Regions from separate parts of the Homo sapiens genome. Here regions 1 and 2 are each linked to region 3. Evidence: chromatin contacts called from ENCODE Hi-C or POLR2A ChIA-PET data. All regions are on one chromosome and are shown on one strand. The core of a region is the stretch at or near the end of the contact, and the rest is flanking DNA. Distances in the headings are between cores, read along the strand shown. Region 1 holds the start of LRBA (LPS responsive beige-like anchor protein). Region 2 has its middle 7.1 kb from the start of SH3D19-AS1. Region 3 holds the start of NR3C2 (nuclear receptor subfamily 3 group C member 2).

The links. Hi-C counts contacts between places; a loop is a spot of excess contacts on that map. ChIA-PET counts read pairs that join two places held with the same protein, here RNA polymerase II (POLR2A). Pooled maps may share reads with other maps.
Region 1: a loop to region 3 is called in a map of CD8-positive, alpha-beta T cell, with 20 times the contacts of the local background. The contact joins the promoter of LRBA here to the promoter of NR3C2 in region 3. A Hi-C loop is called at or near these places in 4 of 168 maps with a recorded cell type or tissue (CD4-positive, alpha-beta T cell, CD4-positive, alpha-beta memory T cell and CD8-positive, alpha-beta T cell) and 9 of 50 pooled maps. POLR2A ChIA-PET finds 5 or more read pairs at or near these places in 5 of 52 experiments (CD4-positive, alpha-beta T cell, CD4-positive, alpha-beta memory T cell, CD8-positive, alpha-beta memory T cell and 2 more).
Region 2: a loop to region 3 is called in a map of B cell, with 26 times the contacts of the local background. The contact joins the enhancer-like site here to the promoter of NR3C2 in region 3. A Hi-C loop is called at or near these places in 2 of 168 maps with a recorded cell type or tissue (B cell and CD8-positive, alpha-beta T cell) and 3 of 50 pooled maps. POLR2A ChIA-PET finds 5 or more read pairs at or near these places in 2 of 52 experiments (HEK293T and activated CD4-positive, alpha-beta T cell).

Annotation. Positions count from the first base shown.
Region 1 is chr4:151,012,909-151,017,008 of GRCh38, forward strand. It overlaps LRBA (LPS responsive beige-like anchor protein), which reads right to left and starts at 2,376. Exons shown (of 57, transcript NM_001364905.1): 1 at 2,294-2,376; 2 at 1,519-1,953. The coding sequence starts at 1,734. RefSeq lists enhancers at 1,806-1,985, 2,166-2,295, 2,647-3,244 and a silencer at 2,796-2,945.
Region 2 is chr4:151,114,840-151,119,290 of GRCh38, forward strand. No RefSeq gene overlaps it. Among named protein-coding and RNA genes, the nearest start is that of SH3D19-AS1, 7.1 kb to the right of the region's middle. Within about 2 kb of position 2,697, at least 3 of the 41 ENCODE cell types and tissues checked have a DNase peak (open chromatin) inside an H3K27ac peak, as active enhancers do.
Region 3 is chr4:148,440,037-148,444,187 of GRCh38, forward strand. NR3C2 (nuclear receptor subfamily 3 group C member 2) reads right to left here and starts at 2,378. Exons shown (of 9, transcript NM_000901.5): 1 at 2,124-2,378. RefSeq lists a silencer at 2,286-2,575.

The DNA of each region.
Region 1 (4,100 bases), core at 1,126-3,625, 2.6 Mb after region 3:
CAAGCAAGCGCATCCAGCTAATTTTTTTGTATTTTTAGTAGAGATGGGGTTTCACCATGTTGACTAGGCCAGTCTCAAACTCCTAACCTCAAGTGATGTGCCCGCCTCGGCTTCCTGAGGTGCTGGGATTACAGGCGTGAGTCACCACGCCCGGCCAGAATTCCATCTAGCTACTTTCTTATTCTAGAAGTTGTACTGCAGGTGACCAGACCATTAGAGAAGGTCTAGTGAAAGAAATAATTAACTGCCCCAGAATAAAACAAGCCTAACCTTGAAAAGAGGCAAAGGGAAAGGTGCTAAACAGTTATTACAATTAACTGCATGTTTATATTTGGTCCTGTTATCCTCTAACACAGGTGGGTAGGTAGAAAAGGGGGAAGTATTTTAGGGCCAGATTTCCTTTTGATTCTTTAAGTTGATGGGCAAGAGAGGCTGGAATAAAGAAATCTAAAAAGTCTCCATTATAAATGATAACCAAGCCAGGCACAATGGCGCATGCCAGTAGTTCCAGCTACTTAGGAGACAAGAGGGGAGAATCGCCTGAACCCAGGAATTCAAAACTAGCCTAGGCAACAGAGTGAGACCTCATCTCTAAATAAATAAGTTAATGAATTAATTAAAGGTAGAATTGTATAATATATGAATTATACCTCAATTTAAAAACAATTTAAGCCCTATACAGTGATGCATGCCTATAGCCACAACTACTCATAAGACTGAAGCAGGAGGATAGCTTGAACTTAGGAGTTTGAGAACAGCCTGGGCAACATAGAGAGGCCTCATCCCCCTCCCACCCCCACCCGAAAAAAAGCATTCATAGCTCATCTTAGTATAATCAGCAACTTCCAATGACTAACTATGCTTTCCTGCTAGACATGAATTTATAAAACACATAAAAATTATACTGTATCTGCTTCAATTCCTTTTTTCATATTGCCATTCAATTTTCACAAGATTACTTTAAATGCAATCCTAAATTCATCACCAATTTAACTTTTGTTAGTTATGTCTAAAAATAAAACTAGTCAAAATTAAAAATACTAACTTTGCAGCAAATTAATCTTGCATCAGCACTACAAACAAATTTTTAAACTTATTGTAGCAAAACATAACTTCGACAGAATCAAAGACATTAATTCTCAAGTCCAAAAAAAGGTCACAAGAAATTATTTAAAGTGGTAAAGGGAAACGCAGACTTAGGCATACAAGCCAAGAAAAAAAAAATTAGAGATAACTCCTCCGCTAGAACCTCCCCCCAATACTTCCATAGCAACAATTATTTCCTTAGCACAAAAGTGATGTGTTCACTTTCACAAAACCTGGATCATCTAAGTTTGCACAATTCCCTTCAATCTAAAAAACAGATGAAATTGTTTCATTTAGGTGAGTAGAATTTTGTGTCCCTATACACGAAAAAAGTCACCATCAGTGTGAGTAAACCACATGGCTCCAGCTTTAAGATCTTGTTCCCCAACCCACTGAAAAGAGTATATGCTTATAAAATATTCATGGACTTACCAGGTTAAAGACAGTTTCTACAATATCCCTATTGGATACTTCTCCAACTTCAACCAAACCGGTCAACACGGCAAATTTCATTCTGATGCCCCTGATGGGGAGCCCTGGTTTCAGAGACAATGCACCCCCTTCAGTAGGGGTTTCTTCTCTCCCTCCACCTCCCCCGTCATCACCTGTTGGTGGCGGGGAAGGGACACGATTGTCTTCGCTAGCCATTGCTAGCTCACGATAAAGGACAACTCAGAGTCACCCTGGGACGGCAGTCGCTGCACTGGTAATGAGCACAACACACGCAATGCAAAACGAAAGGGTCCCTCTTCCAACTTGTGGAGATACCCCAAAGCAGTTGATGTGGAAAGTCCTTGGCGTCGCCCTCCTCCTCTTGGAGAATATTTGTCCAATCTCTCTCCCCGAGGCTGACAACAACGCCAAACCCTATTGGAAGATTAAATATATGTTAAATAGGCTAGGTTTTGTTTTAGGGTTTTGAGGGGACAAGAGGGAAATAGTTATTGTCGGTCAAGTAAGTTACTAAAGGCACCCCACTACTAGCCACCCGCTTCTCCCGGGCTCAAAAAGCTGGGTTCTGGGTGAAGGCAGGTCCAAGAGGCCCCCGAACAGGCTCACTCCTCCCCCACTCTCGTGCAGGTTCTAGGCGCAGGGTAACCTCTCCTCACAGGTGCACTAGAAAGAGAAACTGTCGCGGGGAAAGGAGGGATCGGAGGAAAGAAGGGGGGCCCACAAGCTATCACAGAGGTAGAAAGTTCTTCCTCACCCAGATACTCCGGACTCGTCCTCACCCCCCGCCCAGGAGCAGCGAGACCGAGGTGGCGGCGGAGATCCAGGGCAGGAAAAGGCGGGGGAAGGGGGCGGTGATTATTCTAAATGCTCGGCCCAGTGGGAGGAGTGAAGCACCTCTCTCAGGCACCTGAGATTCGACGGGAAGGGGTGGGGAGGTGTGTGTGGTGGCAGGAAGGGAGGGGAGCGGCCAGAGAAACCCAGCGGCCACCGCAGGGAGAGAAGGGAGGACAGAGAGGTCAGTGCACCTGGTCGCAGCCTCCAAGTTTCCCTAGTCCGCTCCCCGGGAGTCCGCGGCTGCACAGAACTCCATGGCTTCCTGGCCCGCCCCGCCCCTGCGCTCAGCCTTTGCAAAAGCAGCCGCTGCTGGCGCTACGGGCGCCGCGGCTGAGGCTGCTGCGAGTGGTGAGGATGCTACTGCCACAGCTCGCCCCGCCACGGGTCGCGCGGCTGTCGTGTGCCCACTGAAGCTGCTCCCGGCCGCCATGACAGCGCCGAGTGCTGCCGGGCGCGGCGTGCGCGTGCGCGAGCGCGAGTGCGCGGGGCGGGAGGGCGCGAAGGCGGAGGCAGCCGCGCGGCGGGGGCGCGGTGACGACGCGCGGACAGCCAAGGGGGCCCCGAGCCAGCCGGAGTGCTGGGCTGGGGCTTCCGGCTGCACTAGGCGCGCTGCTCTGGTAGCACCAGGTGTGTACCCGGCCCGGCGAGGAGAGACCCTTCCGTCCGAGGGCCTACACTTTCCCCTCTCCCACTCTCGGACCTCGGGAGGTGCTTCTGCCAAGTCCTGAGGCGGGGATTTTGGCGCTCCTGCTGTTGTTAAGTTACCGTAGGGTCTCTTGGCGCGGAGGGAACACGCGCTGCGTTGCCTAGGTGTCTCATTGGACTTGGAGAAGAACACCTGAGGCACCTCTACGAGCCAGAGAGGTGACGGCGCTGGAGCCAGTGAGGCTGCTGTCCCTGCCCAATGGGAGCGAGGAGTCCCCACCCCTGGCTGCTTTCAGCTGTTGCCCGCCCGCCGCTCTCGGCGGAGACTTGGAGATTTCCACTGGGATACCTCGGCAGCTGCCGCCATTCGGGAGGGGAGGGGAGGGGACCGAGTCGACGAGGAATGGGAAAGATTCCTTGCTTTGCAGCTGCCGCGCCACGAAACCTCTCCCACATTCATTCTAGGCAGAGGATTCCTGAGACAGCTGCTATAAACAGCGTGGAGACAGGGTTCCTTGTGCCTGTAGACCTCCGAAGGGTTTTTTCCTCTCGTGATTTTCCAATGTGAAGATTAGGCTCGCGTCATTCTCAGAGTAGATCAAAAGATAAATTATATTAGGTAGTACAGATAGGTCCTCATACTCAGTGTCCCTTCTTTCCACCCGCTATTAACAGTAAACCATTCTTCCTAGTGAGTGAAAAATAAATTTAGAGGAAGGTGGTTTTTCACCCACGTGTATCCTTTGAGGTCAAAGGGCCTTTTTAAAAATACGCCTAGCTCCTAAAATGAAAGTGAAGCAAAAAGTGGGATTAAACAAAGGAAGAATTCTAGAGAACTTAGGAAAAAATTATAGTGGTTTGAGAAATAGTTTCCTGAAGAAAAAGTTATTTGAGATGGCCTTGAGAAGTGGACAGAAGCCGGGCGCGGTGGCTCACGCCTGTAATCCCAGCACTTTGGGAGGCCCAAGCAGATGGATTGCCTGAGGTCAGGAGTTCAAGACCAGCCTGACCAATATGGTGAAACCCCCGTCTCTACTAAAAATACAAAAATTAGCCAGGCATGGTGGTAGGCGCCTGTAATC
Region 2 (4,451 bases), core at 1,447-3,946, 2.7 Mb after region 3:
CTGGTTCTCACTTTTGCTATCATGAAGTGTTTTGCTCCTGTCCCAGAAGTCTCATGTCTTCTGCTAACATCCATGAAACCATGCCAGGCTAAATGTTTAGCTTACAAGTTGGGTAAAATGTCAAACACTGCACAGTTCCTGACAATTTCTCCTCCTCAATTATTTGAAGCAAATTTAACTTATCAAATGTAAATATTTCATCATGTATCTCTGAAATGATTTCTTAAAAAGAAATGTAACCAAAATCCTATTAACACAGCTCCAAATTTCAGTAATAATCTTTAGTATCTTTAAATATCCAGTCATACCAATTTAATGAGTCATTAATTCTCTGACGTAACGCTGTGATAGGCAATGCAAGTGTGACAGCTATGAAGGGTAATGAGTTTCCATTTGCTAAGATCATTTAAGAAGTCAAAGTAGGGCTGGGTGCGGTGGCTCACACCTGTAATCCCAGTACTTTGGGAGGGTGAGGCGGGTGGATCACCTGAGGACAGGAGTTCAAGACCAGCCTGGCCAAAGTGGCGAAACTCCATGTCTACTAAAAATACAAAAAATTGGCTGGGCACGGTGGCTCATGCCTATAATCCCAGCACTTTGGGAGGCCAAGGCGGGTGGATCACCTGAGGTCATGAGTTTGAGACCAGCCTGACCAACATGGTGAAATCCTGTCTTTACTAAAAATATAAAAATTAGCTGGGCATGGTGGTGGGCACCTGTAATCCCAGCTACTTGGGAGGCTGAGGCAGGAGAATTGCTTCAACCCAGGAGGCAGAGGTTGCGGTGAGCCAAAATCACACCATTGCACTCCAGCCTGGGTTGACGAGCGAAACTCCATCTCAAAAATAAAAATACAGATACAAAAAACTAGCAAAGCGTGGTGGCGGGCACCTCTAATCCTAGCTACTTCGGAGGCTGAGGCACGAGAATTGCTGGAACCTGGGGGCAGAGGTTGCAGTGAGCCAAGATCGCACCATTGGACTCCAGCCTGGGCAGCAAGGGCAAAACTACGTCTCAGAAAAAAAAAAAAAAAAAGAAGTCAAGGCAGAAAAATTATTGCAGGTGTCAGCTCCTAGAAGTGTATAACATCCATCCCGGCCCTATTATTATTTTTTTGATACATATATGTATATACACGTATATATGTGTATGTATATATATGTGTATATGTGCATGTATATGTAAGTATATATGTGTATATTACCACATATACATTTGTGTATACGTATATGTATATATGTATGTGTATATGTATATACATACACGCATACATACGTATGTGTATATGTATGTATATATTTAAAGTGTGTGTATGTGTATACACATATGTGTATATGTATATATGTGCATACATATGTATAAATGCATGCATGTATACATGTATACGTATATATACATATACACATACGTATGTATACATATGTATGTATACACTGCATATACATACATATGTATGTATACACTATGCATATACATACATATGTATATATACACATGTATGTATATACTATGCATACACATACATATGTATATATACACACGTGTACACACATATACATATGCGTATACATTCATACACACATACATGTATACACACATACATATACACATACACATATATACATATATGTATATATACACACACACACATTTTTTTTTTGAGATGGTGTCACTCTCTGTTGCCCAGACTGCAGTGCAGTGGCATAATCTCAGCTCACTGCAACCTCCATTTCCCAGGTTTGCGCAATTCTCCTGCCTCACCCAGTAGCTGGGATTACAGGCCCACGCCACCATAGCCTGGCTAATTTTTGTATTTTTAGTAGAGACAGGGTTTCACCATGTTGGCCAGGCTGGTTTTGAACTCCTGACCTCAGGTTATCCACCCGCCTTGGCCTCCCAAAGTGCTGAGATTACAGGCGTGAGTCATAGTGCTCAGCCAGAGGCCAATATTTTGGTATTGTTAGTTAATTTTTGTGAAACATAGACAACCAAATATTTCATTTAATTATTGCCTAATTTACAGTACTTGAAGATAAATAATCCATGGTATACATATAATTAGAATTCCTTTAAAAAAATCAGAATATGTCTCAGACTCTGAAATATAAATCTATCAGCTTAACAGTGCTTTGGTTAATCTATTATACTCCAAAATACTAATAACAGTGTTTTGTGTTATATTTTAATGAAAATCTAGATTTATGATTGCTCTACTGTTGCCAAGGGCACAGCCCTACAAGATACAGCTGTACAAGATCTGATGTTCTAAATTTTTGAATATTTTCTATTAAAGAGAAAAAGGAATCCACATTAGTGGATCCATTCATGTTTCAGTTTCTAGGTAACATCAATATAAATTGTCCACATAAAACCAAGAAGCTGACAGGACTTTTCTTCCTGAAGGATAAAACTTCAAGGCTTTAATACATACTGTGTAATTCTTTCTAATCGTTAAGTATTAGAGGCTACAACCACTACAGGCCAATGAAACGGATCAATTCTTCTTGTTTAACTGCTAAAAAAAATGTTATCACTTTGCCATAATAAACGGAAAAAGAACTGGATTGGAAATCCGCAGAGATAGGTTTTACTTTAGGCTCTGCAAGTAACTGTGACTTTAGGCAAATCATTTAACCTCTGCAAGTTGAACTCTGGTCTCCAAGGGCTCTCTTCTGTGGTATAACAGGATGAGCTCGCAATTAAGAGAGCGGCCCCTAGATGGTAGTGTTGTTCTGAGTCAGGCTTTCTATTTTTTTTCCTTCTTTAATTACAGTGAAGTAAAAAGGCACAAGTTAGAAAATGACTTCACGTTAGTTCTGAAAAAAATTCAGTTGGCTGGACAAGGTGGCTCACGCCTGCAAACCCAGCACTTTGAGAGGCCGAGGCGAGAAGACTGCTTGAGCTCAGGAGTTCAACACCAGCCTGGGTAACATGGTGAAACCCCGTCTTTACAAAAAATAAAAAATTAGGCTGGATGCCGGGGCTCACGCCTGTAATCCCAGCACTTTCAGAGGCCGAGGCGGATGGATCACTTGAGGTCAGGAGTTCAAGACCTGTCTGGCCAACATGATGAAACCTGGTCCCTACTAAAAATACAAAAAAATTAGCGGGGCACAGTGGTGCGTGCCCGTAATCCTAGCTACTCAGGAGGCTGAGGCAGGGGAATCACTTGAACCTGAGAGGCAGAGGCTGCAGTGAGCCCAGATTGTGCCATTGCACTCCAGCCTGGGCAACAGAGCAAGACTCCACCTCAAAAAATAAAATGAAAAAAATAATAAATTAGCCAAATATGGTGGCACATGCCTGTAGTCCCAGTTACTCGGGAGGCTGAGGTGGGAGGAACACTTGAGGCCAAGAGTCTAAGGCTGCAGTGAGCCAAGATCATGCCATTGCACTCCAACCTGGGCAACAAAGTGAGACCCTGTCTCTAAAATACAATACAATAAAATAAAATAATAAATTCACTGTGAAGAATTCATTCAATGGCATTCAAAATGACATTGAATCATGAATCATATGGCTCATGTGCATTTGACATTAATTAAAAGAAATAAACCATTAATGATTATACCAAAGTGAATATATCGCCTTATAATTATTAGTCCATACAGTCATCATTATTTTCTCTAGGTATATTTAGGTAAGCTTAAGAAACTGAGTAAAAACTAAGAAATGAATGTTAGGAGTATTGATCTACAATCTTATAGAAAAATTTTTTTTTCAAATGCAAGTTCTACTAATAAATTCTGATAAACGCACTTTCTTTCATTTTGAATATTACAGACTGAATTCAAGACCTGTGATTTATATGAGCACAATGACAGATATATTCCATTACCCTTCTAGCCATGTAAACAAGGGCATCTTTTAAAGAAAAACGCTTTTAGTGTTCAAAGGATAAGAATAATATATTAAATGGCTTCTCTAGGTTTTTTTTCAACTGAGTCGCCTTGCTTGGAAAGGCTTCTCTAGGTTTTTTTTTGTTTTTGAGACGGAGTCTCACTCTGTCGCTTAGGCTGGAGTGCAGTGGCGCGATCTCGGTTCACTGCAAGCTCCGCCTCCTGGCTTCACACCATTCTCCTGCCTCAGCCTCCCGAGTAGCTGGGACTACAGGTGCCCGCCACCACGCCCGGCTAATTTTTTGTATTTTTAGTAGAGACAGGGTTTCACCGTGTCAGCCAGGATGGTCTCGATCTCCTGACCTCGTGATCCGCCTGCCTCGGCCTCCCAAAGTGCTGGGATTACAGTCGTGAGCCACCGCGCCCAGCCCTCTAGGTTTAATTTATCAAAGAAAAAGGATTAAGAGATTCTAGTTTGAGGAGGTTTAGATGAACAAGATCAGATTTTAACCTAAAATTCCTGAAAGGAAACAGAATGTGTTCCTATTTCTCTCCCATAAAATTCACTGAGTATAAAAATTATGTTTCTCCTTAAACATGCTCAGTCTTGCC
Region 3 (4,151 bases), core at 1,128-3,627:
AAAGGCTTTGCTGAAATCTAAATTACTTTGTTTAAGGTATTCTCATCTACCAACCTAATGCACCTCTCAACAAAGGAAACAATACAGATTGGCAATAGTCAAACACAAAAGAATACAAGACATCTAGCATCTGCACGGCTTCTACACAAACATTTTTTTAAGATCAGATATTTTTCAAATAGCATTATTGAAATATTTTGAGTCTCCCTAGTATTTTAATTAGTCTTTTCTGTAAACAAATGGGTCCAGTTAGGAATTTATTTACTATGTCATCCAGGAAGCAGAGGTTATCTTTTTGCAACTGGCACAATGACCATGGCTTGAGCAGAATTTCAGTCAACCTGTACTAACTAGTGAATACTGAAAATACTAGTCGATGAATATGATCCTCATAGAACTTAATATCTAGAGGATAAAGAAAAAGTTTATGTTACTAAAGTATAAAATGAAGCAGATAGAGGTATACAAATCTAACTAACAAAAATCAGGCTTGCCTGCCTCACAATGGAAACCATACCAAAGATTCTCTTAGGACAAATGCAAAAAACATTATGAACTTTTAATTTTCATGCAAATGGGCCTCGCCCCAAAACACAAAAAAAAATTCACTAAAGGAAAAGCACTGGTGGAGGTGCTACTTTAAGCCATACATATGCTCTCAAACACAAAAGAAATGCTGTTTTCACAAAGGAAAACCTTAAAGTTTTACGTTTTACAGTCTGTGTTAAATTGCCCTTTTCCATAAAGAAGTACTTTTTTCGGGAATATTAACAAAGATCCTTGCGAATTTGTATTTTATCTGGAAACACTTTCACTTTTAGTAACCCCCAAAACCCAATCTCATCATGATGGAAATGATAGAAAAGGCATCTTTTTTATATTTATTTGACTATAAGATGGCACTTTAAAGACTAAAGCTTAAGAATCTCACAATCATCTATAGACTGCATAGTTGTAAAAGTTCACTATATGTAACTATTTTTTGTCATTCCCCACTACATAACTATTATGTTCCTCTCTTTTATAGATGAGGTAAATGATAGAAATCTGCCCAAGGTCACCTGAGAGAGCGGGAGAACCAGTTAGAACTGAGCACACCTGATTTCTATTCACTCACCTAATTTACCGAGCCACCTGATCTTTCCAAAAATCGCCAAACAAAACTATGCCTCCCTTAAAGGAAAAAGCTCCACTTTAAATTATTTTTTAAAACTTCTCCTCTCAAGCTTTTCCATGATAGCTGCCACGATGTCAAACATAAAATTTAAACTTCACAGCAGGACTTCACAGATGGAGAATGCTGTTATCATTACTATGTAAATATCATCAATAACAGCACCTAGAGAAATGGCAATACAAAATGTTAGGAAGCAATTTGGTGCCTTTAAAATTCGGCGGTTTCAAAAGCTCGTCTGCTATCAAAAGTTTTCCTAACTCCTATGTCATAATAAATAATTAAAACTGATGGTGCCATAAACCATTATTATTTAAACCTGGTCTTTTTAAATTGAGTAGGCAAAGCCACGCACCTAAAATTCAGTAGCAGAGTAAGGATGCCACCAAAAGAAGCTTCGTCCCCTTCTCCCTTGCCCTTAAAATTCCAACTGATGCCATAGGAAGCGTAGCCTGTCTCAAGAGTTTCGCGAATGCTAGCGAACGGGAAATGCACGAATTTCCAGAGCCCCTTTTATACAGGATCTATTAGGATCTATATCTCCTTCAACTGCCCTTATGCGCTACACCTCCGGCTGAGATTTGGGAGCGTCCGCAATTGATAAAGGAAAGAAATATTATTCAAACGTCCTTTAAAAATTGTACAGGGAAAATGATCCGAAATTCATCTTTGGGTAAAGGGAAGGGTGGTAGACCTCCCACTGCCAAAGGCAGTTAAAAGCTGCTAGTTAGAGGGCATTTATCCAAAGTGGCCAAACTTTCCCAAAATAGTCCTCTGGCGGCCAAAGGGGGAGAAAAGTGGAAAACCAAAACAAAACAACAAGCACACAGCACCATACTGACTGTGCCTCCGGATTACGCAGCCACTTCTCCCTGCAAAGTGCACGCTCCCGCGCCGCGGCCGCACGCCGAGCACGGCAAGCGGTGCCCCGCCGCGCGCCCCTACACACCTGCCTCGGCCGGGGTCCGTCTCTCGCCGTCTACCTGTTGCAGCGCTTGCCACCGCCACGAAACCCCTGCTGCGGAGCCCCCCTAAATCCAACCACATCCAGGCCAGCGAGTGCCGCTCTCCCTGCAGCGGGAGAGCCCGAGGCAGCAACGCTCTTGCACCCAGGTGACTGACTGCACGGGCTTCCTCTGAGCAGCCTGAAGTTGGCTCCCGTCTCCCGGGCCCAATGACACCCCGGGCGCGGAGGGGCTGAGAGGAGGGGGCAGGGGCAGGGGCAGGGCCAGGGCGGGCAAAAAAGGGAGGGAGAGAGGGCGGGCGAAAGCCCGGAGGGGGAGTGGGCCAGCTGGAGGGCTGGCCCTTTTAAAAGCGGGTCACATGTCCAGATAAAGTTCAGGTTGCTATCCCGCCCCCCTGAACCCTTCCTATTGGCCCGAAGAGAAGCAAGGCTCCACGCCGCACGGGTCAGGCGGGCTTCTTATTGGACAATCCAGGCTGTCAGTCACCAGGCGGGCGACATGACTGATACAAAGTTGCTGCGACACAGCCTGGACTCGGCAGCTTCCTTAAAGCCGCAGCCGCGGCGGGAGCTTGGGGTGCCGGGCGGTGGCTACATCAGGCGGCCTCCGCACGCTGCCCCCACCCCCATCGCTCGGCCGCCCCAAACTTGCTTACGTCCACCCTGCTCTCCTTCTGACCGACCCCAGGATATCTGGAGAGATGTGAAAAGTGTGCTGACGCGGAAGAAGTCGGTTTTTCCGCGAGCAAAGTGTCGTCCCCTCACGCTCTCCACCTGCAGCTCCAGGTGAGCTGCAGCCCAGACCCTGGCGCCGCCCAACAGCGTCCGCGCGCGGGGAGGACTCTGGGTGGGCTTCACCCGACCCTCGAGGTTCCTCTCCCAGCCCCTTTCCACTGTCTCCAGAGTTACCTCTCAGCAGAGCAGCAGCAGCCTTCGCTGCCAGCGAGCAAGACGATCACGTTCACTCGATTTGAATTTAGTTGTTTTAACCGTGCTGGAAAAACCCTTTAAACACAGCTTTCCTCCCATCCCTTAGACCCCTAACACCAAAAAAAAAAAAAAAAAAAAAAAAAAAAAAAAGAGAGAGAGAGAAAGATAAATGAAAGAAGTGGCAGGGTCAAGAGCTGCTCCTCTACTTCCTTATAATTTTGTCACTGTACTTACTACTTTAGTATTGGATTTTTCCACTAGTTCAATTTGAAAGCAAGCTTACCATCGAGGATATTCACGTTATAATGGGTGGAGGGGGTGGGTCACATAAGTGGGAGAAACAGACAGGAGGGGGGAAGGAACCAAACTGTTTTCTAAGGATCGGTTGTCTGCATGAAGAAATTTCGGTTTCCCTCCAACCGCCCCCTCCTCGATTCTCCTCCCGCCCACCCAAATGCTGCAGTTACTAAGCAAAAGGATGGGGTTCCTAACTTTGATTTCTAAGGACTTTTAGGCTTCTCATGTAAGGCCCCGTTTTAGGCTCCCCGCTGGCCCGGAGTCAGCATCAGTGACGTATACACCTAAATCTGGTCCCCCGGCCCTCGGCGACCCGCAGCCCGGCGGCGGCAGCTGTGCGGCCTCCCGCCTCACCCTCGCTTCGCGCCCGCCAAAGCCCGAGGCGGGGGACCGGGGGACACCCTGTGCCCAAAGGCCCCTCCTCTCCTTAACAGTTAGTTAAGCTCCGGGATTCCGGACCCCTAACCCAGGGCTGAGACTTGAACTCTCAGCCGCTCCAGTCAGGAACTCCCTGGAGATAGGGGCGACAGCGGCAGCGCCGCGAGCTGGTCCTGACCCCAGACTCTAATGCCCCTCGGTCCCCAGCTTGGAGCTGCCCCCGGCGTCCCCGCAGCCAGGAGTCCCCGCCGAGCGTCCCAACTTTCCCGCGGGGCCCACCGTCACGCGCACTCTCCCGGCCCAGCGAACTGGGCATCGATCTCACGTCGGCAGAGCGCGGGCGGCGGGCGGGAGCAAGGGGAGTCCCGGACCTAGAGCCTGGGCACGCGAGGCGGCGGCGGCTCCGCA